Regions from separate parts of the Homo sapiens genome. Here regions 1 and 2 are each linked to region 3. A link is a loop called in an ENCODE intact Hi-C map of the cell type or tissue named here. Cell type or tissue: HepG2. All regions are shown on one strand.

Region 1 (8,000 bases), 930 kb before region 3:
TTGCAAATGGAGCTACTACTTGACTGAGCTCGGGTAGTCCACCTTGATACAGAACAGAGAGGGAGCTTGTGCAAATTCACAGAGAAAACTGTGGAGCCAGAAAAGACATACTGTTCTTTCCAATATGATGTGGAAGTCTGAAAGATTAGGAATTGTTTGGTAAGAAAAAAATATACATAGCTATTTGTGGATGACAATGCCCTGACACTGTTCCTCCTTTCTGTCCTTGGTTGGGGGCCTGCCTCATTTCTCATTGAGGGGAATTCCTTCATCAGGACCTGCTACGCTAATGGTCACGGACCAATGTTCTTTTTGCTGTTTGAACAGAATGCTTGCCTTGTGTATGTCCAGTCACAAAGTTCCCTTGATAAAAACCATATGAAAATACCACAAAGCCAAAGGGCAATAAATATTGTTACATAGAGCACGTTTTGTTGAAAATCATGGTTTTAACACTTTAAAAAATATCTCTTGCTAAGGCTTACTCTCCCAACACAGGCTTCTTGACCCAGCCCCTTTCTTTGAGATAGCTCTCATCTAACACAGTCGGGATACTGGTTTGTCATTTGATATCAATCAGAACTTTAAAAAGGAGAAAGGAGACAAACTTGGATTAGATGACTTCTGGGGTCAGGTTAGTGCCAACCCTGAGGTGGTGCAGAGTCAGGGGCCTCCACCTTTGCAGAAAGGGTCCATCGCCTTCATCTCCCAGCTGCCTTGATTAAGCAGAGGCCCTGCAAGGTGTGGAGAGCTGCTTCAGATTCTCATCATCCTTTTCTCTATCACGTTTCACAAACTACCTCCCATTACCCAAATGCCCACTTCTTTCCTCTGCCAAGGGGAAAATTATTAGGTGCCAGCACACTCAATAGGTGGTTATTCAGTTGCACTTGAAAATGTTCATTTACTGTAACAGGCTCATTATTCTAGGAATGTAATTGGAACCCAGACTGTTATGACCTCAGGAAATAGAATGTAACAAAGCTACACAGAAATATTAACTTTGCCCCAAAGCAGGGCAGCCCTTTCCTTAGGGAAAGTGGAAGAATCCATCCTATTCTCTCATAGGCCTATAGATGGTTGGAGCTGAAGCAACTTTAGAGGACTTCTAATAAAAATTTCTTAATTGACCCATGGGGAAACTGAAGCTTATCCACTTAAAAAAATAGACCTCTGCCATAGAGAACTTTTTCTAGTGACCACTAAAATTTAGAGTAGCCAAGAATTAGGCAAGAAAGACTTTATCTATACAACATGGAAGTTAAGGGTACTTATAACCAGATGTTAGGATGACAAGTATTAAAAACATTTTAAAAGTTGAAGAAAAATAAGGAGAGAGGAGTAAAAACCAAAAACCCATATTAATAGCTTATGTAAAGCAAGGGGTTTAGACAAGATGACAGAGGTCTTTCCAGCTCTGACATTCTATTTCATCATGTCTAGTGTGCTTTTAAAAATCATTAATAAAGTGGAGTTTAATACACATATAATGCACTGTACACTAATCAAATAGCCAACGCAGGAATCTGGTTTGATATTAATGATTTAGACTGGAAACTGTTCAACAAATGGGCTTAAAATAATTAAAAAGGCTATCCCCTTCAAGTGAGCGATGCTTAGGCTAATCTGGGACCTTATTTTTAAGCCTCAGAATAGCTATATTCCAGAGACCTCATTTGAGTTCAGTTTCCCTTTTTGGAGTAAAGTTTTATGGCCTCATGTGACTTTATAAGAAGGACATCATTATATGCACACACGCATACATATGAGCCATGTTTGAAATTGCTAATTTCAGCCTCTGAACAAAGAGTATTTTGTAGTATAGTAAGACATATTTACTAGTATTAAAACGGCAGACTTAGTATAAGTTTTACAACATTAAAAATGCAATGGAATTTTTTAGACCCAAAATAATATATAGTGCTTAACTTTTCTCAATTGTGTTAAAAACACAGAGTCAAGATCCATGACCCAGTAGAGACATGCACAGGATATGAATAGACAATTCAAAAAAAAAAAAGGAAAAGTACTTGTCTGTTGAACATAAGAAAAGAGGCTCACTGTACTTATTATCAGAGAAATACAAAGTAAAACTATACTGCGAGGTAATTTTTCATAAATCAAACTGGCAAAAATCCAAAAGTTGCTAATCTTTCTCGTGGTAGAAGCTGTGGGGAAACCACTCTCATGCATTGTGGGGAGAGTCTAAATTGCTACAGCCCCAGTGAAGGTCTATTTAGCAACAGCTATCAAAATTACAAATGTGGCTGGGCACAGTGGCTCACGCCTGTAATCCCAGCACTTTGGGAGGTGAGGTGGGCAGATCGCGAGGTCAGGAGATTGAGACCATCCTGGCTAACACGGTGAAACCCCGTCTCTACTAAAAATACACAAAAAATTAGCTGGGTGTGGTGGCGGGCACCTGTAGTCCCAGCTACTTGGGAGGCTGAGGCAGGACAATGGCGTGAACCCAGGAGGCGGAGCTTGCAGCGAGCCCAGATCACGCCACAGCACTGCAGTCTGAGTGACAGAGCAGGACTCCGTCTCAAAATAAAAATAAAACAAAATTACAAATGCATATTGCCCTTTGACCCAGTAATTCACTTCTGTAACTATCCTACAGATATACTTGCACATGTGCAAAAAACTGACATATATCTACAAGGTAACTCATGGCAGCATTGTTGGTAGTAATAAAAGATTGGAAACCTCTAAAATTTCCATTAGCAAGGTTTATTTAAATACAGTATGGTACATACAGTTTTTTTTAATGAAGAGGCTCTCTATACCTATGATATGGAAATATATCCAGATACAAAATTTTGTGAAGAAGCAAGGTGAAGAAAAGTATGTGCATAGTATGTTCCTTTTGCGTAAAACCGAAAGGGGAGATAATAATATATATTTGTGTTTGCTAACACTTATGCTTAAAAACTCTGGAAAGAGATACAAAAAAAATTAAAAGTTTTTATTTTTAAATTTAGATTCAGGGGGTACATGTGCAGGTTTGTTACAAGGGCATATTGTTTGATTCTGAGATTTGGACTCATGATTCAGTCACCCAAGTAGTGAACATAGTACTCAATAGGTAGTTTTCCAACCCTTCCCCTCCTTTCATCCCCTCTTTTGGAATTGCCAGTATTTATTAACCCCACGTTTAGCTCCCACATATAAGTGAGGATATGCTATATTTGGTTTTCTGTTTCTGCATTAATTTGCTTAGGATATGGCCTCCACTGCTTCCATGATACTGCAAAGTACATGATCTCATTCTTTTTTATGGCTGCATAGCATTCCATGGTGTGCATGTACCATATTTTCTTTCTTTTTTTTTTTTCTTGAGATTGAGTCTTGCTCTATCGCCCAGACTGGAGTGTAGTGGCTCAATCTTGGCTCACCGCAATCTCTGCATCCCAGGTTCAATTGATTCTTGTGCCTCAGCCTTCCTAGTAGCTGGGATTACAGGCATCTGCCACCATGTCCAGCTAATTTTTGTGTTTTCAGAAGAGTTGGGGTTTCACCATGTCGGCCAGGCTGGTCTCAAACTCCTGACCTTAAGTGATCTGCCTGCCTTAGCCTCCCAAAGTGCTGGGATTACAGGCATGAGCCACCACACCCGGCCTGTACCACATTTTCTTTATCCAAACCACTGGCAAACAAAAGTTTTATGGGAACAGGACACATAGTGGATAAAGGCAGAAGAAAGACTTTTTACTGAATACTTTTGCATATCTTTGTTTTATTTTGAAAACGATGTGAATGTATTACTAATCAAAAAGATTCAATAATTTTCAAAATAGAGATGTTAAGAAATCACTTTGCCAAAAAAATCAAAACACCAAATGTCTGTTTGATTTGGTTTACTTTGAGTTTATATTGCAATATAATCATAATCACCTACTATGAAAGTCGGCATGTATTTTGTGGTGATTGATTTTTTTAATGTTCTTTAAAAAATACTTATTTCTTATTTAGACTTAGAGTTAGCAGTGATGGTTAGGTAAGATATCGTAACAGTCCCATAGGAATATCTTTATTACATAAATGCTAAACAGCCTGCTAAATTCTTATTGCAATATTAACACAACAGCCTCCTCACCAGCTTCCACCTTGCCTTCCTCTGGTCCATTCTCAGCTCGGGAACCAGAATCATCCTGCTGAAAGTATGAATAAGGTTGTGTCATTCTTCTGCTCGAAGCCCTCTTGCTCTTGTAAAAGTCCTTACAGTGGAGTATGAGGTCCTATAGACAGCAGTGCCCAGCTTGTGGCAGGTGTCACTTTGGCTCCAAACACACTCTTCTTTGCCTGTCTTGCAATGCTGGAGCTGGTCCCTGTTGATATTCTCCTGACACAATGCTCAGCTCTGTCAGCAGAGGGCACTGCAGGAGGAAGGAGTAAAATAACATTTCAAGGCCAAAGCAGAAAGCATGTGGTTCAAAATCCAGGTCATCACATTCCAGAACCTGCACTTTTAATCTGTTTACACTGTTGGTTCCCCATTTTTGGCAGGCAGTTAGGTGGTGGGTTAGGGCATCTCTTCCAGTTGACAAGGGCCATTGCTAATATTATTTAGCAAAGATATTTAACAAACTTTGAAACCACCTGTCTATATCTTCATTTAGCTTGGTCTTTGACAGCTATCAAATGAGAATGTTTTGATGTTTTTGCAGCAATTCTGAGGTGAAGGGCTAGCTCTTTGTTCCCATCTATAAGTTTGTCATTGCAACCCCATCAGAAACAGAAATGATGTGTCTGTTCTTTCATGCGTGATATCTACTGGTGAATATTAATTTAGTGATATGTTTTCGAAGGTCACTGGGGATTGATTTCAAGCTTACTTGTTCATCATTTCCAAAATTCAGCCATTATGCTTAGGCAAGTAAACAAGCAGGACCTTGCCCAGCTCCCTGCTTCTGGTAGTACTGTGATGATGCTCCATGAGTTAACGTAGCAAAGTGACCCTGAAATTACATCACCAAGGTTTTCCAATAATCTGGATGTTTATCTATTCTTGATTTAATATCTTGCTAAAATTCCCCAAACAAAAAATTCCAATAGGTAATATCTCATAATAAAATACTAAAACATCCATAATCGTCAATTGCTTCTGGTTTCTAAAAATTATAGGCTATTTTCCTAATAGGTGCATTCATAACCCAGTCATCATAAACTCCAAGATACTAATTTTGTTCAAAATCTATGGTGATCTGACCCAACTTGAAAGACTCCAGGACTGCTCTGTCCTCTTTCTCTGATACTTATGTGCCCTAGGATAAAGTGTTGCCTACTAGCGAGTCTTTGCCCTTCCTGGTCACTGTATGCCTTGTACAGTTACGTGTTCTGCAGGCTCTGTGTTGATACATGTCCACCTTGTAAGAAAATCCAACTTCCGGGGCCCAGGCCAAAGATGTGTTAATCTAAATCATAGTAACAGTCATGAGACATCACTCTTTCTCTATTTCCAAATTTCCCCCATTTGTTCTTTCAAAGGTTGGCTGTGTGCCTCTGCACAACATGTCAGGGCCAAGAAGTTGCTTCCAGCTCATCTAATCTGGAGAGATGGGATTACCTGTCAGACTTAGATTTTGCTGCTTTTGTAAAATGAGTCTACAGGATAGAGTGGCACAGAGTGGGAGTAGAAAAATAAAACTCTAAGTGACAGACTCTCAAGGGTGAGAAGTTGAACGTGTGAAGCGTTGGGGTTTAAAGACCCTGCAGTCCAGATGGGCTTTTTGTCACCTGTGGGAGCCCACACATAATCACCAGTGGACCCAGCGCCCTGAGTTCAACTGGTCAGTAGCTGCGAGAGAGCAGGAGCCAGGAGCGATCTTCTTTGGAAAAAGCACATTTATTCAAGGGATACACGTCAGGAGACAGCAAGAGAGAAGGTAGAGGGGGGCGAGGTTGGGGAGGAAAAGGGGACGTGGTGAAGAAGGAAGGAAGTGAAGTTCCCTCTGTGGTTAGATGATTAGTCATGAGTAATGTGCTCTTTACATTGTTGTGTTATGTTTTTTGTTGTTGCTGTTGGTCAGAAAGGTTCAAATATGTGTAGACAGAGAATTTTTTTGTGAAAGATCCTACTACTTGAACTGAAGCCATTTTCTGAGGCCGGGAAGCTCGCTTTGTAGAAGGAATTTTAGTGTTATCATCATAAATTTAAAAGAATCAGGCTCTTGTCTTTCCTTGGCCTTGGTTGGTTTGTGTTTTCAGAACAGCTGTGCTATAAAAATATGCCCTCAAACACATGTGCTTTAAGTGGTAGGATCATAGAATTCACAAAGACACACACTTTAAAATGCTGGAGTTTGCAATCCCCAATAGTGATATAATTGTTATGAATTTGCGCCGTACAGCACAGCACCAACACTGATGGAGTAAAACCCACAGGAAATGCAAGAAGAAATATGCAGAAATTCACCGACAATAGGAAACTCAGTTCATGTTAGATCAAGCACATGTGCACACATACAATGTAAAAAAACAAGACCTAAACCAGTAATGAAACGGATCTAATTGCTATATGTCAGATGCTATACTCTCAAATTAGAGAATGAACGAATCCTTTTCCCAAATGATCCAGTAATAGTCATAAAAATGGACTAAGTCAGGCAGAGAGAAAACATCAATTGTTTTTAAGTTAAAATGTACAAACATTTTTATCATAATTCAATAAAATAAGAAGTCAATAATAAAATTAGAAACTAGAGAACAAATAAACAGGGCCGGGTGCAGCAGCTCACACCTGTAATCCCAGTACTTTGGGAGGCCGAGGTGGGTGGATCGCCTGAGGTCAGGAGTTCAAGACCAGCCTGACCAACATGGTGAAACCGTGTCTTTACTAAAAATACAAAAATTAGCCAGACGTGGTGGCACATGCCTGCAATTCCAGCTACTTGGGAGGCTGAGGCAGAAGAATCACTTGAACCTGGGAGGCAGAGGCTGGAGTGAGCCGAGATCATGCCACTGCACTCCAGCCTGGGTGACAGAGCGAGACTCCATCCCAAAAAATAAATAAATAAAGTAAAACCACCACTAAAATATTTTGAAAACTCTTTTTTAATTCTTCTGTCAATGAAAAATCAAAATCAACATCAAAATTGCAGAATATTTAGAAAATAATGATAATTAGAACAATATATATATAAGCCTATGGGGTGCCAGTAAAGCAGCGTTCAGAGAAAAACAGTAGCTTTAGATGTTCATATTGTTAAAAATAAAATATGGAAGGCAAGTACATTAAGCCTGCATTTTAGGAGCTTGAGGAAAAATAACAGAATGAATGTAAGGAAAACAGAAAGAAGTAATTTCTTTTTTTTCTTTGAGACGGAGTTTTGCTCTTGTTGCCCAGGTTGGAGTGCAATGGTGCGATCTTGGCTCACCACAACCTCTGCCTCCCGGGTTCAAGTGATTCTCCTGTCTCAGCCTCCGTAGTAGCTGGGATTACAGGCATGTGCCACCAGGCCCAGCTAATTTTGTATTTTTAGTAGAGACGGGGTTTCTCCATGTTGGTCAGGCTGGTCTCGAACTCCTGACCTCAGGTGATCCACCCGCCTCAGCCCCCCAAAGTGCTGAGATTATAGGCATGAGCCACCATGCCCGGCCAGAAAGAAGTAATTTCTATGGATAAAAACAGAAATGAAACAATTTTTAAAAAGAAAATCAGTAGTACCCATAAATAAACTCAGCTGTTGCTTTCAGTAAAACTCATATCAAAAAACATTAGCATGAATAAGGAGAGAAATACAAACACAAAAATTTAGAAAGAATAATGCAAATAGAGTACAAACTTAAAATTATAAGAGACTAATGTCAAAATGTTATACAAATAAATGCATATTAATTATCAAAATTGATCCCTAAGCAGAAAAATCTACTCAGACCAATTAACACAGAAGAATTAAAATTAATGAAGATCTGCTCCCCAAAATGCATCAAATCTGGACATTTTCCACAGATTCCTATCAAGCCTTAAGGATTAGGTCACTCTAGTGCTATTTAAT
Region 2 (8,000 bases), 1.1 Mb before region 3:
ACACTGTTCTGCAGAAAGAAGTTTCTCCTTTTTCCTTCAGATCTTGAGTTCCTCACGCGGTAGACAGCAGAGCTGTTGATAGTGAAGTCCAGAGAAGGGACAAGAAAGACTTGCTGATGGCACGACGGTGGGGCTTGTACCCTCCTCTGTGCAGAACGAGAGTTCTGAGCCCCATTCCAGCTGCTCGTTCTTGGGAAAAATATTAATTTAACCAAGGGCTTGCCACATCTGAATTAGTGAGATAATAGCAATTGTGAAAATTAAGTGTGATCACGTCTGTAAAGCACTCCGCCTAGTATCTGTCACTAGAGTCAGCATTTAATATGTGTTAGCGGCAGCAGCAATTACCTCCCCTGCCTTGGCCCAGTCAGTTCCTGCCCATCATCCGTTGGCTCCTTGCCCGGTGGGAGCATCAAGCATTTTGCCCGTGCCTTCATTCCAGCACATGTGGTGGTTTTGAACATGTTGATCACCTTTCTCTAGACAAGGCTCCTTAAGGTTGGGAAACCTCGTGTTATTTGTTCATGTTTCCTCAGTTGCTTTCCTAGTAACGGAAACAAATAGGCACCAAAAGTGTTTTTGGAATGCACAGATCTATTTAAGTGAATTCTGGTTGAGGGCTGGGAACCATTATTTTTGATAATCAGAGCAAGTGATTCTTATCAGGCAGGTTTGGAAAACATCCTTCTTTGCCCAGCTACTGTTCTAAAAAACACTATTCAGGTAGGAAGGGCGTTTCTAACAATGCAATAGACAATGAAATAGAGAGATTGTATATAAAAGGTCTAGGAGGCTTTTTATTGTAAGTGAATAAGAAATGACAAAATGTGCTGGAGAGAATAAATGAATCAGATTGAAACATTTTTTTGAGACCTCTGCTTTCCCCATGAGTTCAATATAGACCAAGGAGAAATATCTACAGGCAAAATTAAGTGAGACATGACTTTCTCATTAGGGTTTTCAGTGGTACAAACAGGATAATTTTTTCTGTTTATTAATTTCGGTAGGACAGAGAAGACAAAATATTCTTCTTGGAGAACTTTGAAATCATCAACTAACTGTAATAGTTTATATGAATTTCATTATCTTTCAAGTACTGTTTTTCTCCAAAATCTATGATACAATTTTTATAAATGGGCAACACTCTAAAGAGTGAGATAAGCAGGACACATGGCTCATACCTGTAATCCCAGCACTTTGGGAGGCTGGGGCAAGAGAATCACTGGAGGCCAGGAGTTTGAGACCAGCCCAGGTGACATGGTGAGATGTCTATTTCTACAAAAATAAAAAAATACAAATAAAATAGCGGGCATGGTGGCACACATCTGTAGTCCCAGCTACTTGGGAGGCTGAGGCAGGAGGATTGCTTGAGCCCGGGAGTTCAAGGATGCAGTGAGCTATGATCACACCACTGCACTCCAGCGTGGGCAACAGAGGAAGACCCTGTTTCTGAAGATAAAAAAAAAGAGTGCGATAGTGCTAAGTTGGAACATAAATATATGTAGGGATGTTACTTTTGTGCAGCCAACTACATCCAGAAGTTGATGATTTGGAAGTTAAATATTTTTAGGGTGTTTTTGAGGGAAAAATTGAGACTGCTATTTAACCCCTAGAAACCATCAGAGAATGTCCTTTATAGTAAGTCTCATATCCCTTCTGTAACTTGGGCCTCCTGGCTTCCGTCCTGCAGTTGACACCCTGTGGAAGGTGGGAAGGAATCACTAGGAGCTCCATGTGTCCCATTCAATTTCTTACTTGTAAATGGAGAAGGGCCTAGAGATGTCTGCAATAAATTTCCCTGTCTCTCTCCGTCCACGTGGAGAATGGATAGGTGCATGTGTCAGAGGCACAGAGTTCTCCTTTCCATGGCCTGGAGCCCCTGCCTGCCTAGTTGGTGGGTGCCAGGGCAGCCAGCAGGCTTGGCAGCGGGTGGGTGGAGAAGGACATTCCAGCAGCTCAGATGTCTTCAGGTATGCAGACAGAGCTAGATTAACACGTCTTCATCTTCTGCTGGGGCAGCAGTAAATCTTTAAAATGCCACGCTTTTCTCTCCAGGGACTATAAAAACATGCTTGTCGATTTTCTCCACCTATTCCCCTTTCTCTCTCATCCCTTCTCTCTTTGAGGGGATTAGCACGGCTAATCATAGTAGAAACATCCCCTGTGGTGCACTGGAAAGAATGTACTCTGAATTTCAGACTCTGGTGACATGAAAGCTTTGTTCTGGAAGCTTGCAGTGCAGTTTCTTTAGAGTCTGGAACTACTCTCCAGTCCCAATAGGGGAAGAATTTTATATAGATTTAACAACTTATATTTGTTAAAATAGTTTGATAAAACTCAGATTCTTTTTGTTTTCCTGCTCTTAATCAGATTTTTCTATTTCTTTTATTTTTCTTCTACTGAATTCATTTTTAGCCATCTTCCTTCTTTCCTCTATGTTTTACTGAGTTTATGAAACACTTCATAGCCTTCTTTTCTTCCTTCTACTTAAGTAGTTCTTGTTCTTTTAATTTTTCTTTCTTTCTTTTTTTCTTTTTTTCTTTTTTTGAGACGGAGTCTTGCTCTGTCACCCAGGCTGGAGTGCAGTGGTGCGATCTCAGCTCACTGCAACCTCCGTCTCCCAGGTTGAAGCAATTCTCCTGCCTTAGCCTCCTGAGTAGCCGGGATTACAGGCGCACGCAACCACGCCTGACTCATTTTTTTTTATATTTTTTTTTGTATTTTTAGTAGAGACGGGGTTTCACCACATTGGTCAGGCTGGTCTCAAACTCCTGACCTCATGATCCACCTGCCTTGGCCTCCCAAAGTGCTGAGATTACAGGCGTGAGCCACCGTGCCCGGCCTTGTTCTTTTAATTTTTCTTGTTTGTTTGTTTCTTTTTTTTTTTTTGAGACAGCTTCTCACTCTGTCGCCCAGGCTGGATTGCAGTGGTGTGATCTCAGCTCACTGCAGCTTTGACCTCCCTGGCTCAAGTGATTCTCCTGCCTCAGCCTCCCAAGTAGCTGGGACTAGGCATGCACCACCACCCATGGCTACTTTCTGTATTTTTTTGTAGAGACAGGGGTCTCCATGTGTTGCTCAGACTGGTCTTGAACTCCTGTGCTGAAGTGATCCTCCCACCTTGGCCTCCCAGAGTGCTGGAATTACAGGCATGAGCTGCTGTGTGTGGCCTATTTTTCCTACTTTCCTTTTTATTCTGTTTTCTAATGACTTTTCTTATTCTATTATGTTCCAAAGGCTGTTCAAAATCACCTAAATTCTACCTACTGTGTAAAATTTTAAAAGTTTTCAGCAGATAACCATATGCCATAATAAACTAGATCTAAACATACGTACACGGTGTGGTGTTGAAATCAAGTAAAATTTACAAGACCAAATTGGTCTGACTCATATGAGTGATGAGCTCGATAGCTACTGTGTCCATACCATTAAGTTATAAATGATGAACAGGTTTCATAACTATAATTAGTATTATTTTTGTACAGTTGAATCTGGGTTTTTTTTCTTTTGTCAGTTCTCTGTTATCTATATAGTAAATAGCCCTCGTGTTGTATTTCCCCCAGATTTACTTGAATATTTAGTAGGATCTCTGTCTCATATACACCCCCACACCCCTTTGCTTAATGAAACACAAATGTGCCTGGTGATATTCTCAGCCAACCATTCGGCCCTGCGTGCTTCTCACTGCTTTCCTCGGTGTACCACCCCCATCCCTGCTCCTGAGGCCCGGGGTTGTCTGTGCTCTCCTCCTCCTCCGTTGGTTTTCCCCACCTGCCTGTTCACCCCTAGTTACTCATCCTCCATCCAAAAGGCATGGTCCCAAGTATAAAAGTAGGACACAGGTTGTGAATGCTCACTCTACAAAAATATGTCAGCATAGCCCACCGTTCCACATCCGCGCCTGGAAGACCCCTAAGCAAATCATTTCTGAATTTATCCTAACCCTTGTTGATTTGTGTTTGAAAGCCTTCCTTCATAGGGAATAATTCCTTTTTAAAACCTGGCTTAAGTTCTTCCATATCCCAACCAGGGGGTATCCCAAAGCTGTGGGGGTAGAAACAAGCATGGCCCCAGCAGACTCGGGACCCCACTGTCCCTGGAGTGTTTAAATGCCCGGTACAAATGCTCCCAAGACCAAGCAAAGCAAAATATTTATTAACAGGATGTGCAGAGGGACAGTGGGTTGGAGTAAAGTGTGGATTTTCCTATTTTGATTGCAGTTGGTGGATTTAACACCAGGTGGCATTTCCTGACCATCTGCTGTGAAATTGTACCATCAGCACCATCCGTAATGACTATAACTTAGATCTCAAAATAACAAGGCTGAGGGCAGAGGTTTTGTGATTTTTCAAGTTGCATTTCGCCACCTCCATCCCTGTGCTCCTCACCCTGTAAGGGCAGGAGAAAGCTCCCTGGCAGTGGCCCAGCCTCGGCAGCCAGCAGTTGCCAGATACAGTGGTGCTAATTGTCCTTGAACTGGGAACAAATACGCATTCACAGCGTCGTAAATTATTGCCAGCAGTCTCCCAATGCCCCTACACCTGTTTCAGATCTGTCACACAAGGCCATCGTATTTTTCCTTTTAAAGAGGCAGATTATTTGCTGATCACGTAACTGGAGACGTCCAGTGCAGGACTCTGCAAGAACCCTCTGTAATTCGGTGACACCCACTCCTCAGGGCAGAGCAAAGGGTGACACTGCTTGAGAAGTGCTGGTGCTAGATCAGGGCAGGGAAGGAACATATAAGCCAAGCAACATCCACAGCTGCTCCCAAAGAATGGACTTCACACTCAGAAGAAAAGACGTCTGGGTTGTAGGTAGCGTGTGCCTTCTCTCGTCTTCAGTTCTCTGGTGCTTGATCCGGTTCGTGATGACCCGGGGAGGCCACTGGCAGACTCCTGCTCTTGAGGACGTGCAGGTAGTAAAATCACCTTTATCTAAGACAGATTCATTTTGTTCGAATGTTTCCAACCTGGGAGTGACGCTTGCCAAAGTAAATGGAATGCATGCCCTGGCTGAATCTTTGCCCAGGGCCCTGGTCTTAGGGGCAGTTGAGGTAATAATAGTGGCATGTGGCACATTTCAAACACTTGCACCAACTTTTGGGGAACCTCACGGGCAGGGATTCCCTGTGCATATTAAAGTTAGTGATCTGTTTTTGTTTGTGAGAGCTAAAAATAATGTCCGTATCTCTTCCTTCTCCTACTTCTTATATGACTTATGAAAAGAAAATAAAACAGAAGCAAAAGTGCTTCTACTCTTACTAAGAAATCGATTGCAAACACAGCACCTGCAGTGATCAGCCCTTCTGAGCATAGCCTTCTCTGCTTTCTCCTTTGAGCTGTCGCCTGATAATGCATTTCATGTAACACCATAGCTATTCCAGGAATGGAATTCAGTCAGAAGCGTAGCAGAATTCTGGAAGAAGACAAATAATTCCTATTCTAAGAATTTTAGCACTTTTCAAGAGAGGGTATTCATTTTGGGGAAGACAGCTCTTTGCACATATTTGACTCTCTTATCAATTAGCATATGATAAATTATTTTTAAAACAATATACAACAGTTTAGAAAGCACTATGGAAAACAGTCTGAATCATTGTTCCTGTCTGAAGGTGGGTTTATGGCGGTGTTTCTCAGCCTTGTTTTCATTATCATCCACCCCCTCCTAGACTTTTTAGGGTTTTTTCCCCTTAGTTGACTCCTCCCATTAAATTTTAATACCACATGTATACTGCATAGCTGTTGATGCATTGTTTGTACCTCTGTGCTTTATACGTAAAAAGAGTAAGATTTTCTTCACATGCCCCCAGAAGAACCAATTTTCATTCCTTTGGGGTGCTATTGCCCCATTGACAATGCATGCAGTTAAAAAAATTTCTCTAGGGGAGTTAGACAATCTATCCCTACACCTGTGTATAAATGCCTTATTTATTTATTTTTATTATTATACTTTAAGTTTTAGGGTACATGTGCACAATGTGCAGGTTTGTTACATATGTATACATGTGCCATGCTGGTGTGCTGCACCCATTAACTCGTCATTTAGCATTAGGTATATCTCCTAATGCTATCCCTCCCCCCTCCCCCCACCCCACAACAGTCCCCAGAGTGTGATGTTCCCCTTCCTGTGTCCACGTGTTCTCATTGTTCAATTCCCATCTATGAGTGAGAACATGCGGTGTTCGGTTTTTTGTCCTTGCGATAGTTTACTGAGAATGATGATTTCCAATTTCATCCATGTCCCTACAAAGGACATGAACTCATCATTTTTTATGGCTGCATAGTATTCCATGGTGTATATGTGCCACATTTTCTTAATCCAGTCTATCATTGTTGGACATTTGGGTTGGTTCCAAGTCTTTGCTATTGTGAATAGTGCCACAGTAAACATACGTGTGCATGTGTCTTTATAGCAGCATGATTTATAATCCTTTGGGTATATACCCAGTAATGGGATGGCTGGGTCAAATGCCTTATTTATTCTTATTCAACAAGAAGCCACCAACTCGGCATCTTGTTGGTGTTCAGAAGTCGGAGAGCTCTAGGAGTCAGCCTTTCCGCATGGCCTGCGCCTTTCCCGGGGACCTTTCCACAGCAAATATTTCTGGAGCATCAAGTTCATATGAAGAGGAATTGCCCAATCTTGGAATGGCTTGTCAATCATCTGATCTGTCTTAGTTGAGGACAAAGTGAAAGAGATGGAAGAAAGGAAGAGTTTTTTTTTTAAGTAAGCAATCATAAAACATTATAATTCTCTTTAGGTCTGACCTAACATCATAGTTAAGTCTGTGTTTTTAGGCAGTCACTGTTGCCCAAGTGTTAATCATTTTTCGCTGTTTATCGTATCTCCTGTGGGAGATGCCAAGAGGACTACATTTCTCCTATGGGAAATACTAAGGGCTTTCATCTTCCATGTGGAAAAGAATGTGTTACTCACTCAAGCTATGAGATTGTAGCCCTCAGAGCATTTCCCAGTGAAAAGGCCAACAAGTTGTGTGAGTTAATTAGGAGTATTGTGGATGTATATTTCAGAATGTTTTTGCAACTTTTTAGCCATGAAGAAAATCTCTCCTAAATTAGAGTGTACAACATGTCCTCATAGCTTTTCTTATTGCTAATGAATATTTAGAAATGTGAGCAAACTATTGTCTTTGAAATATCTACAAGCACAGCAGTTTTAAGAACTGTCTTTTCTAGAGGTATCAGTGAATCCTATTTATGATATGAATGTGCTCTATATCCATTCAAGACAGAGAGCAGTAAAAAGGTTTTCCAATGTACTGTGTATAGGTACCTGCCCATGTAAATTCTGAGTGTCCTTGACCAAATGCACAGATGAGTCAACTTATGTGTATGTTGTTTCAGCTTCTTAGAGTAATTAAAATTATGATAGTTTTATGCCATTTCTGTTGTTTTAATATGAGAAAAAGACCTTTATTTGCTCTCCCTGAAAGTTAGAACAACGTCGTCAAAAATACAAATGTGGCAAATCAAGTCTGTGTACCTAAGTAAGAGAATGGTTAGCATACTTGATAACAAAATTCCTAAATATAGATGCCCAAACTACGATCCTATCCACTTACCTAAAACATAATGGTTATAAAAGGCACATTTATCTATTAGTTTCCCAGATCTTTTTTTCACACACCACTATCATGATTTTTGCTATATTTACATGCTATCTTTATTCCTATTAATATTTTTCATATGAGTCATTTAAAACATTTTTAGCCAAAGCAAAAATAAAGTGAAATCATGGTTTTGATGTTTTATTTATAGATTTCTAATGCACAGTAACACACACATAAGTTTTAAAAACGGTTTGTTACTGTATGATCTAAAACCACCTAAAGTCTCTTGCAATGAAGTGGCCCAAAGTCAGTCTCTGGACATCCGACTCAGGAAGCTATTCCAGGTCTTTGCCCTGTGGTATTTGGCCCTTTCACTTATTTGTCATTTTCTGCCCACCACATGGTGACAACAACAAAGTCCACTTCC
Region 3 (8,000 bases):
ATACAGGACCTCTCTGAAACTTCGGTGCTGATTGCTTTGACGTAATCGTTTCCTTCATTAGAGACCCTGGGCCCTGGGGAGGAGAAGGGACAGAGGGAGGAGGTGGCGTAGAGAAGGCCCCTCTGGTGAAGACAGCAGGGGAAACCCGCACCCACTGGCATCCAGAACTTGGAGGGGGGCAGGGGGCGGTCCCAGGATTTGAGCTTCTCAGCCAGCTCCTCCGTTCTAGGGGCAGCCGCTTCCTTTCCTCAGGTGCAGAGGAGACTGGGCTGGCTGGGCCTCTCCAGGCCTCCGCAGGTGGGTCCCGGGGCGCAGGCACACGGAGCACTTTAGTGCACACGGGCAGGAAACTTCTGGACCTTCCTATCGCAGCCACCCAAGGGCGGATAAAGCAGGTGCGGAGGCCGGCCTGGGGAGCAGAGGCTGCCTGGCCGCTGGCGGGTCTCCGGCGGAGGAGGCACTCAGGTGTGGGGCCAGCGCTGGGGCTCGCTTCTCTGCGGGAGCGTGGGTGTCGAGTGTGCGTGTTCACCCTGAATATTTTCCATCTCTGTGCGGAGCTCTATGTCTGCCCGGTCCAATTTCTGCCCACATTCCGTAAACGCCGTGAAAGGCCATTTTTCTTTCTGAAGCAAATCCAAAATAATACACACGATGAAGTGCAGGCAGGATGCCTGTGGAAAAAAGAACTTCTCCAATTATTTCAATGGAACGAAATAGCTGGGCTCTCCAAGCAAAATCTGACTGAGAAATCTGACCTTCCTCCATTGAAGGCCGAGGAGGTCCGGGGGACACAGCCTGGTCACCAGCAGCCACAGGTTAGACCAGGCAGTGCAAGGCCCCGCCGGCCCATCAGGCCCAGGGGCACGACGGGCTTAGCTGTGCCTCAGTTTATTTTTTCTCAAAGGAATGAATCATATCTATCTCTTATAACTTAGACGTTTGAGCTGTCTTTTAAGAGGGGTTTTAGTGAGATGATTCAATGGAGAACCTTCGGAATGCCTTTGAGAAAAACTGTAAATACAGGAAATTAAAACACGAGGATAAACCGCAAGTGAGAGAGTGTGGTGGGGCTCTGAAGTTATGGTTCTGTCGCGAGAGTCGAAGGGTCCCCATGCTGCCGGGAGCCGTGTGTTCGCGTCTCACTCTGCTAAGGAAAGAAGCCGCAGACAGAGGCGGGCAGCATGGCTGGGAGAGGCTCAGATGCCTGCAGGGCCAAGGAAGTCTTCCCCTCAGAGCACCTGCCTGTGCCTCTCCCCCATCATAGTTTGTGTATAAGCCGTCTCAATGAGCTTCAGAAAAAATTGCATCATAGTTTGAAACAAAGGGAGCTATGAAGTCTAGGAAAAGTCATCCTTTATATGTCGCAACAGATATTTAGATTTGTAAATATGCATAAATGACTAACATGCATATCATACTAGTTTACTCCAGTGTGAGTTCGATGTTAAACACAAGTGAGGCTTTCAACAGTGAAATATTTTAAGCCAACTAGATGTCCACTACTAAAAACATCAACTTAATGGGATCACACCAAAAAAGAAGAATGAGGACTTTGCAAAGCCTGGAATGGCGAGCTGCAGATGGATTCATTTGGATGGAGAATGTTAAAGAAAATGCAAAATAAAAATGATGGCCGAGGTCAGGGGGTGATGCTTGTATGATTGTGTAGGTTTTAAAATTACACAGTGGGAAAACAGAATTTGGAAAAACACTGTTTGCCATTTGAGAGCTCAGAACACATCCAGAGAAGCCTCTGAGAAATCCCCACCAATAAGCATGGGACCAGCGGTGGGACAGGCAGAGAGCCTCACAGAAGGCGTGGGAAGAGAAGGAAGCTGAGCTGGTGGGGGAAGGAGACGTGTAAATGGCCCGAAGTAATTTGGTGAGAGGAAGAGATAAACAAGGGGCCTAAAGCCCTGGGAAGCCAGAGAAGGAAAGCCTCCGTGACTCCCAACACCATGGCTTCAAGTGTCACACAAAGCCCCTTATCTCCCTCTGGTCTGATGTTATCGCACCTTTAAATGGTAAATCATTTATATAACATTTGCTGATTCACAAAATGAAGGCACTGAGAATTAACATGAGGATGGGGGGGATAGTTAGGGGCACAGTCTTCGGGAGTGTGGATTTCCCTTGTCACCTGGCATAATCTTATCTCTGGGGCTTATCGTGGGGAGGTGCAGAGGCAGGGAAGGGGCCAGAACTGGAGCTGGGGGGAGGGGGCTGGTAAGGAGGGTTGAGGGCTGTTCTTTTGTTTTTTCTGGGCTGGTTGTGTGTGTGTGTGTGTCCCTGTGAGCCTCCAGGGCAAATGACTCTGGCTTTCCCAGGGGGAGAATTTTCATGAAGCCTTGTCTCTTGGCAAGTTGACTATTGGAACTTCACTCTGCACATTGTAACAGGGGGAGGAGGAGCCTGGGATCTTAGGTGATGTCTTAAACAGAAGAGAGGCTCTGAGAATAGGAAAGAGTGAGAGGAACCAAGAAGTTCCCCATGTTCAACTCCAGCCAAGATGAGCTTTCTTGTCCATCAGCGTCTACAGAAAAGAAATTGCTTTTAAAAATCCGTTATTTACTAGCCTGTTTCAGACATGCTGGATGCGATCAGTGGCATTTTATTTGGGGCTACAAATTAAAGAGAGCTTCCATCTTTTGTACTTATTTGTTGCAAACTTAGTTGCTATGGGTTTAATGCATGGTGTTCTCTTATGATTCCAAATAAGCTAGAATTGGACCTTGTTTTTTGTGTTTGTTTGTTTGGATTATTTACCAATTTAACAGTGGGGCATTGTATACCAACTTCAGTGACTCTAAAGTTAGTAAGTTCTGATAACCCACTGCCAATGGGCCTTGGTTTTCAAGACTGGAACCGGTGGCTTTAGTTATTTCTCAACTTCATAAGAAAGTATTGGCAAATTATTTCCCACCCGCGCCCCCTCCCCTCCTTTTGTTTTCGGTTTCCCCAGCAGGAATCCAGTCTGAGTTGAGGCGCCGGTGGGCAGGGACCGTGATGGAGCTCTGATGCCATCTAGTGGCAACCCGGAGAAGCGCACTTAGATGCCTCGCCTCGGCTGGAGTGAAAGCCCAGGCGGTTTCGCACCAGCAAGGTGGTGAGATGTGTTTGCCAGGTGAAGTCCTTGAGCCTTAGGACAAAGCATTTGCAAGCCAAGGACCTTCCTACCACATTTGGAGTGGAAATACACCGCAAGGGCTTTACGGCTGGGTCCGTAGCGTGACTCCAGCTCATGAGGGAGAGAGAGCAGCTGAACGTCACTGTGGGAAACCGGGGTGTGCTTCGGTGGGCCTGTTCCCCTACCGCGGGCCAAAAAGCCCTCGATGAACTTCGTTTTCCTTGCTTTCTGCTCGGTTCTCTCCAGCTTCAAATCCAAATGTACCCAGAGGCAACGGAGGCCCAGAAAAGCTGAAGATGTGTGTGCAGCACACGGCTCTGCTGAAAGGGCTGAGGGCTGTGCTTGGCCAGCGTGGCTCACATTATCTCCAAAATTAATATTGACCCCGTTGTTACCCCTCCTCAAAGAAGACCCCCTAAACCAAGCTGTTCTTTTGGTGCTCCACGGTAAACTTGGGTAGTGGAGGCGGGGAGAGAAGAGGGTGGGAAGGCGGAGGAGGGCCAGGGGAGGTGCAAGCCCCCCGTGGTTTGCAAAGTGCAGGCTGGCACCCGCGGAGGGAGGTGGGAAGGAGAGCCCCGAGGAGCAATCTCAGGCCCAGTGATTTCAGGGAAGAGTGTGTGCAGAAGTTAGGGAGCTAGGAGCTGAGTTTCCTAAAGCGATCCACACCTAGGCAGCTGCTGGAGAGTCTGTGTGAGGCACGTGGCCCCCAGGGTCCAGATGCTCACTGAGAGAAGAAGGGGCCATGACCACCTCACCCTACTCAGTGCTGCGCTTCTGAACTGGAAGTAGACCCGGGGTGCCCGGACCCGCTGTAGGGGAGGCAGACGCCCGCTGGGGTCCAGGAACAGCCGCCCACCCTGGCCTGGTGTGCCCCGGCCGGCACGGCCCCGCGGCCATCCTGAGGAGCAGCCCTGGGCTGATGGGGCCCCTGGGGATCCCCAGTCTGCTGGCAGACACTTTCCGACCATCCTGGCTGCCTTAGATGTGGGTGCGTCACCTAAAAATACAGCCTGTGGAGAGACCTCAATTGTGGTTCCCACGAGGGGGCATGATGGGTGAAATTAACTGATAAAACAAAATGTTTGTAACTGCCTCCGACGATTCCCGGGAATTACAGAAAGCTCACCTTCGTCTCTCTTAGTCATTGGTTTATTCAACACAGTATCCTCAATAAAGCAGCTAGGACTGCGCGCTATTGTGTCGCAGGCCCCCACCCCCCCGTGACAAGCTCAGCCCCTCCCTTTCCTCCTCTGCTTTGTTGTCACACGAGACACAGGTGGGGGGGACCGTGGCCTGCCTGCGCACGGCTGGAGAGCGGGAGGGCTTGCAGGGGGCGGTGAGGTTGAAGGACATTTCAGCATGGACGGCTGATGGAACGCCTAGAGAGCAGGCTGGGCTTTTGGTGCAGGGTGTTTAGGCTGTACATTTTGAATGCTAATTTCTAAGTCCTGGGCCTGCCTCAGTTGTCGCCATCGGTTATGGTGAGGGCGCTGCAGCCCACGCTGTTCCTCGCCACCACGGCTGGTGGCCAGCCACCTGTCTCACCCAGCGCCCTGCCAGGCTGGGGGCTCCTCCAGAGACCAGCTTCCATGGCGAGGTGCCTGCCCCTCCCTCCTCCCTTGGCCCGTGGCCCCCGAGGGCCCAAGTCAGCATGAAACGCCTGAATCCCGGTGGGAAAAAGGGCCTGCGAGGTGGGTCCCGGCTGGGCAGGGCCGAGACACCCTGGGTGCTGGGAGGGGCGTGGTGGGGCTGCCCGAGGCAAGAGCCGCGCAGGGATGTGGGATCCCCCGCAGTCGCTCCCTGCCCAGGTATTGCCTGACTGCAGTTACATAAAAAGCCTTTATGGGCTGGGGGGAGTGTGTAATTTGTTCTGGAAGAACATAAAGTTCATTGTTTTCCCTCAGCTGTGGTCACTCTGCTCCATCTGTGCTATAAGCGCTCACAACCTCGTCTCTTCCGCAGGCAGTTTTTTCCACGGGCTTCCATGAGGCAGGTTTTAGACGACAGAATTCTAGCCCTTTAGGAATGAAAGAGAAATCAGGGCTTTCTCTCCGTGCCACGGTGGTGAGGCGAGTATTCTATCGAAGCCCACGCTTGGCACGTTTGCTTGTCTCCCGGGCCATTGGAACCGTGTGATCCATAAGGCGCCTGAGCGCGCGTTTGGTCAGAGGGGCTCGGTCACTCGCCAGGGGAAACCCTGGGTGCGGGAGCTTCCTCTGCATTTGGGCTGCACCTTGATAGACTCAGAACCTACAGGGAAAGATGACGGCTAACTCCGCCGACCTCTCAACCGGGAGAGCCCCAGAGAGGAAGCAGATTTGTCTCCTGGACTATCGAAGTGTCCCGGTGGCAAGCTAAGCGGAAAGCTAGTAAGTGGGTGAGTCTGCCCTTGCCAGGAATTCCTCAGCCGTTTTCTGTGCCTTCGTCTGACTTTTTCTTTTTTTAGGATGGTAAAATGAAAACAGCTTATCACACACACGCACACACACGCGCACACACACGCACCTGAATTCCCCACGGAAGCTACAGGAACGTCACCGCCCTCGGCTGCCAAGCAGATTCCAGTGAGGGCAGAAAGAACACCAGTCAAGCAAGGGAGCACTTCCTTGTCCTACAACCTCATCCCAGAGTCTATTTTTGTTAAAACTCCAGAAGAAGGAAGGAAACCCTCCAGCACCCTCACATGTGTTTCTTTCCCACAGGAGAGTCTTGTCTTTTCTTTTTCCCGACCCCCCTGTCCCTTGGAGAAAGAGACCTGGGTCCTTTGCCAGTGGGTGGTGCTGCTGGGGAGAGCGAGGGGGCCCGAAGCTCCTACCTGTGACTTTCTTCCTGGGACGCAGGCTCAGAGTCTCTGTCCCTCCGAGGCCAGCTCTTCCGGACAAAGGTGGCAGGGTCTGGGGTCCCTTTGGTTGGGCAAAGAGATATGCAGAAACCCGACAGATTAGCACAGGTTCCCAAAAGCATTGGATGCGTTCATGGGGTGGGGGTAGCCTCGGCAGGGCTTCCAGAAAATTCGCTAAAGGAGGAAAAGTTCTTCCTTAGCCTCATGAAGCCTGACTTTGTGTCTGATTTTCTCACCCCCGTTGTGTGTTTGTAGAAGAAAAATCCCTGGGAATTGCCTCACTCCTCACAAACACTCCGCACAGCCTTCAACATCACCCAAGGATCTTTTCCTTAGTTCAAAGGAAAAATGTGCTCTTTCAGTCCATGAATGTACCCCTTTCTAGCCGCAGAATCATCACATCACGCACTGTGCATGCCGCACCTGGGGGCGGGGGATGATCAGAAAGCGCTTTCCTTGTAGTGTCTTTTCCACTGAATATACCTCAAAATCAGACTTACCTGGCTGCAACCTTCTGCTCATGGGCTGAGTCTAGGGGCATGCATATGCTTTTTTCAGTTGTCATGTTATTTAAGTTTTGTTTAAATCGATTAGAATGAGCCCCTGCTTTTTGTGGTCTTTCATGTTATTGATATTTTTGAAGAGTCCAGATCAGCTGTCTAGTAGAATGTGCCACCATCTGGATTTGTTAAATTATTTCCTCACAATTATATTAGGGTTAAACATTTAAAAATTATTTTAAATTCCGGGGTACACATGCATGTTTGTTACATGGGTCTGTTGTGTCATGGTGGGAACTGGGCTTCCAATGTACCCAACACCCAAATATTGAACATGGTACCCAATAGGTATTTTTGCCCCTCCCCCTCCTCTCATCCTCTCCGCTTTTGGAGTCTCCCATGTCTATTATTTCCATCTTTATGTCCACGTGTGCCCATTGTTTAGCTCCCATTCATAAGTGAGAACATAAGATATTTGATTTTCTGCTTCTTAGGGTAATGGCCCCCAGCTCCATCCATGTTGCTGCAGAGGACATGATTTCATTCTTTTCTATGGCTGCATGGGAAGAAGCTTGTATTTTATTAAAGATTAAGCAAGATCCATGTTGCTGAGGATGTTTTGTCTGTGTGTGTGTGTGTGTGTGTGTGTGTGTGTGTGTGTGTGTGTGTGTGTGGAGAGGGGTAGGTAGAGTATACCGGAAGGAAGTAGGACTGTAGATGTTGAGCTTTTTGTCCTCCAGAATTGAATGTGGGCCACGCTGGTGTTTGTGGAGTTCCATGATGGCTGAGCTGTGATGACTGATGTTGCCAGGAGCTTTGTCTGTGTGGACTCGACCCTCTGCCATGTTGCCCAGTTCTCCTTGAAGTCAGTGGAAGCTGCATGGCCTGGCCTGGCGCAGCTGCAGGTGATGCAGCCACTGTTAGGTGAGCCTGGCCTCATTCAGAAATGATCTCCAAAATTCTTTAGAGAAAAGGGGGAGACTGCTGTGTGAAAAATGTCTGCTGATGCCTGCAGACCTTCCTAAAGCTGCTTGCGATTACAGCCGTACTTTATTGTCATGATGTTTCGAATGTAGTAGATCTTGACCACAAATTAGCCGAGAAAAGAACAATATTTTAGCATGGCAGCCACCCTGCTGGGAATACTGTTTTGCATCTGGGGCATCATTTGGTTGTTTCTGTTAGGAATTGAAAAAAAAAACTGCTGAGGGTAGAATGAGAAAGAATTAGAAAGAAGACAGCGTCACACACAGGGTTGACAGACTGGCTGCAGATTGAGTGCAAATAGCACATTTACCTGCATGCCCTATCAGAAAGGGCCCGAGGAAGAATGCCTGGCAGCCGGATGACGGCTTCTGTTTTCTTCCCCAGGTTTGGCATCTCACAGCACCCAGGCTCACCCATAGTCTGTTCACTTTCTTGAAACCATCCTGTTCAACTTCTGTAAGACATTTTCTTGACAGAAACTTTGTTCATTGCTATCCAAATACAACACCTGATTCTCATGATCGCGGTAGTTACGTTCTGCAAA

What was found. Peaks named below come from ENCODE experiments on the same cell type or tissue, not always from the same donor. Only the 100,000 strongest peaks of a DNase experiment are listed, where the experiment ranks them.
Region 1: it touches region 3 in a loop (17-fold over the local background); 2 of 110 quality-filtered maps call a loop at or near these places.
Region 2: it touches region 3 in a loop (9-fold over the local background); 71 of 110 quality-filtered maps call a loop at or near these places.

Annotation. Positions count from the first base shown.
Region 1 is chr6:2,520,717-2,528,716 of GRCh38, reverse strand. No RefSeq gene overlaps it. Among named protein-coding and RNA genes, the nearest start is that of LINC02521, 110 kb to the left of the region's middle. In HepG2, a CTCF peak has its summit at 4,392 (motif pointing right); a DNase peak (open chromatin) is centred at 4,406.
Region 2 is chr6:2,740,814-2,748,813 of GRCh38, reverse strand. The region is part of intron 2 of MYLK4 (myosin light chain kinase family member 4); the gene reads left to right. Among named protein-coding and RNA genes, the nearest start is that of MYLK4, 6.1 kb to the left of the region's middle. In HepG2, a CTCF peak has its summit at 4,228 (motif pointing right); no DNase peak of the experiment used is centred here; H3K27me3 peaks cover 558 bases.
Region 3 is chr6:1,591,460-1,599,459 of GRCh38, reverse strand. No RefSeq gene overlaps it. Among named protein-coding and RNA genes, the nearest start is that of FOXCUT, 10 kb to the left of the region's middle. RefSeq lists a silencer at 1,728-1,962 and enhancers at 3,073-3,122, 2,999-3,552, 4,757-5,274. In HepG2, a CTCF peak has its summit at 3,016 (motif pointing left); DNase peaks (open chromatin) are centred at 1,309 and 3,029; H3K4me3 peaks cover 972 bases; H3K27me3 peaks cover 6,413 bases.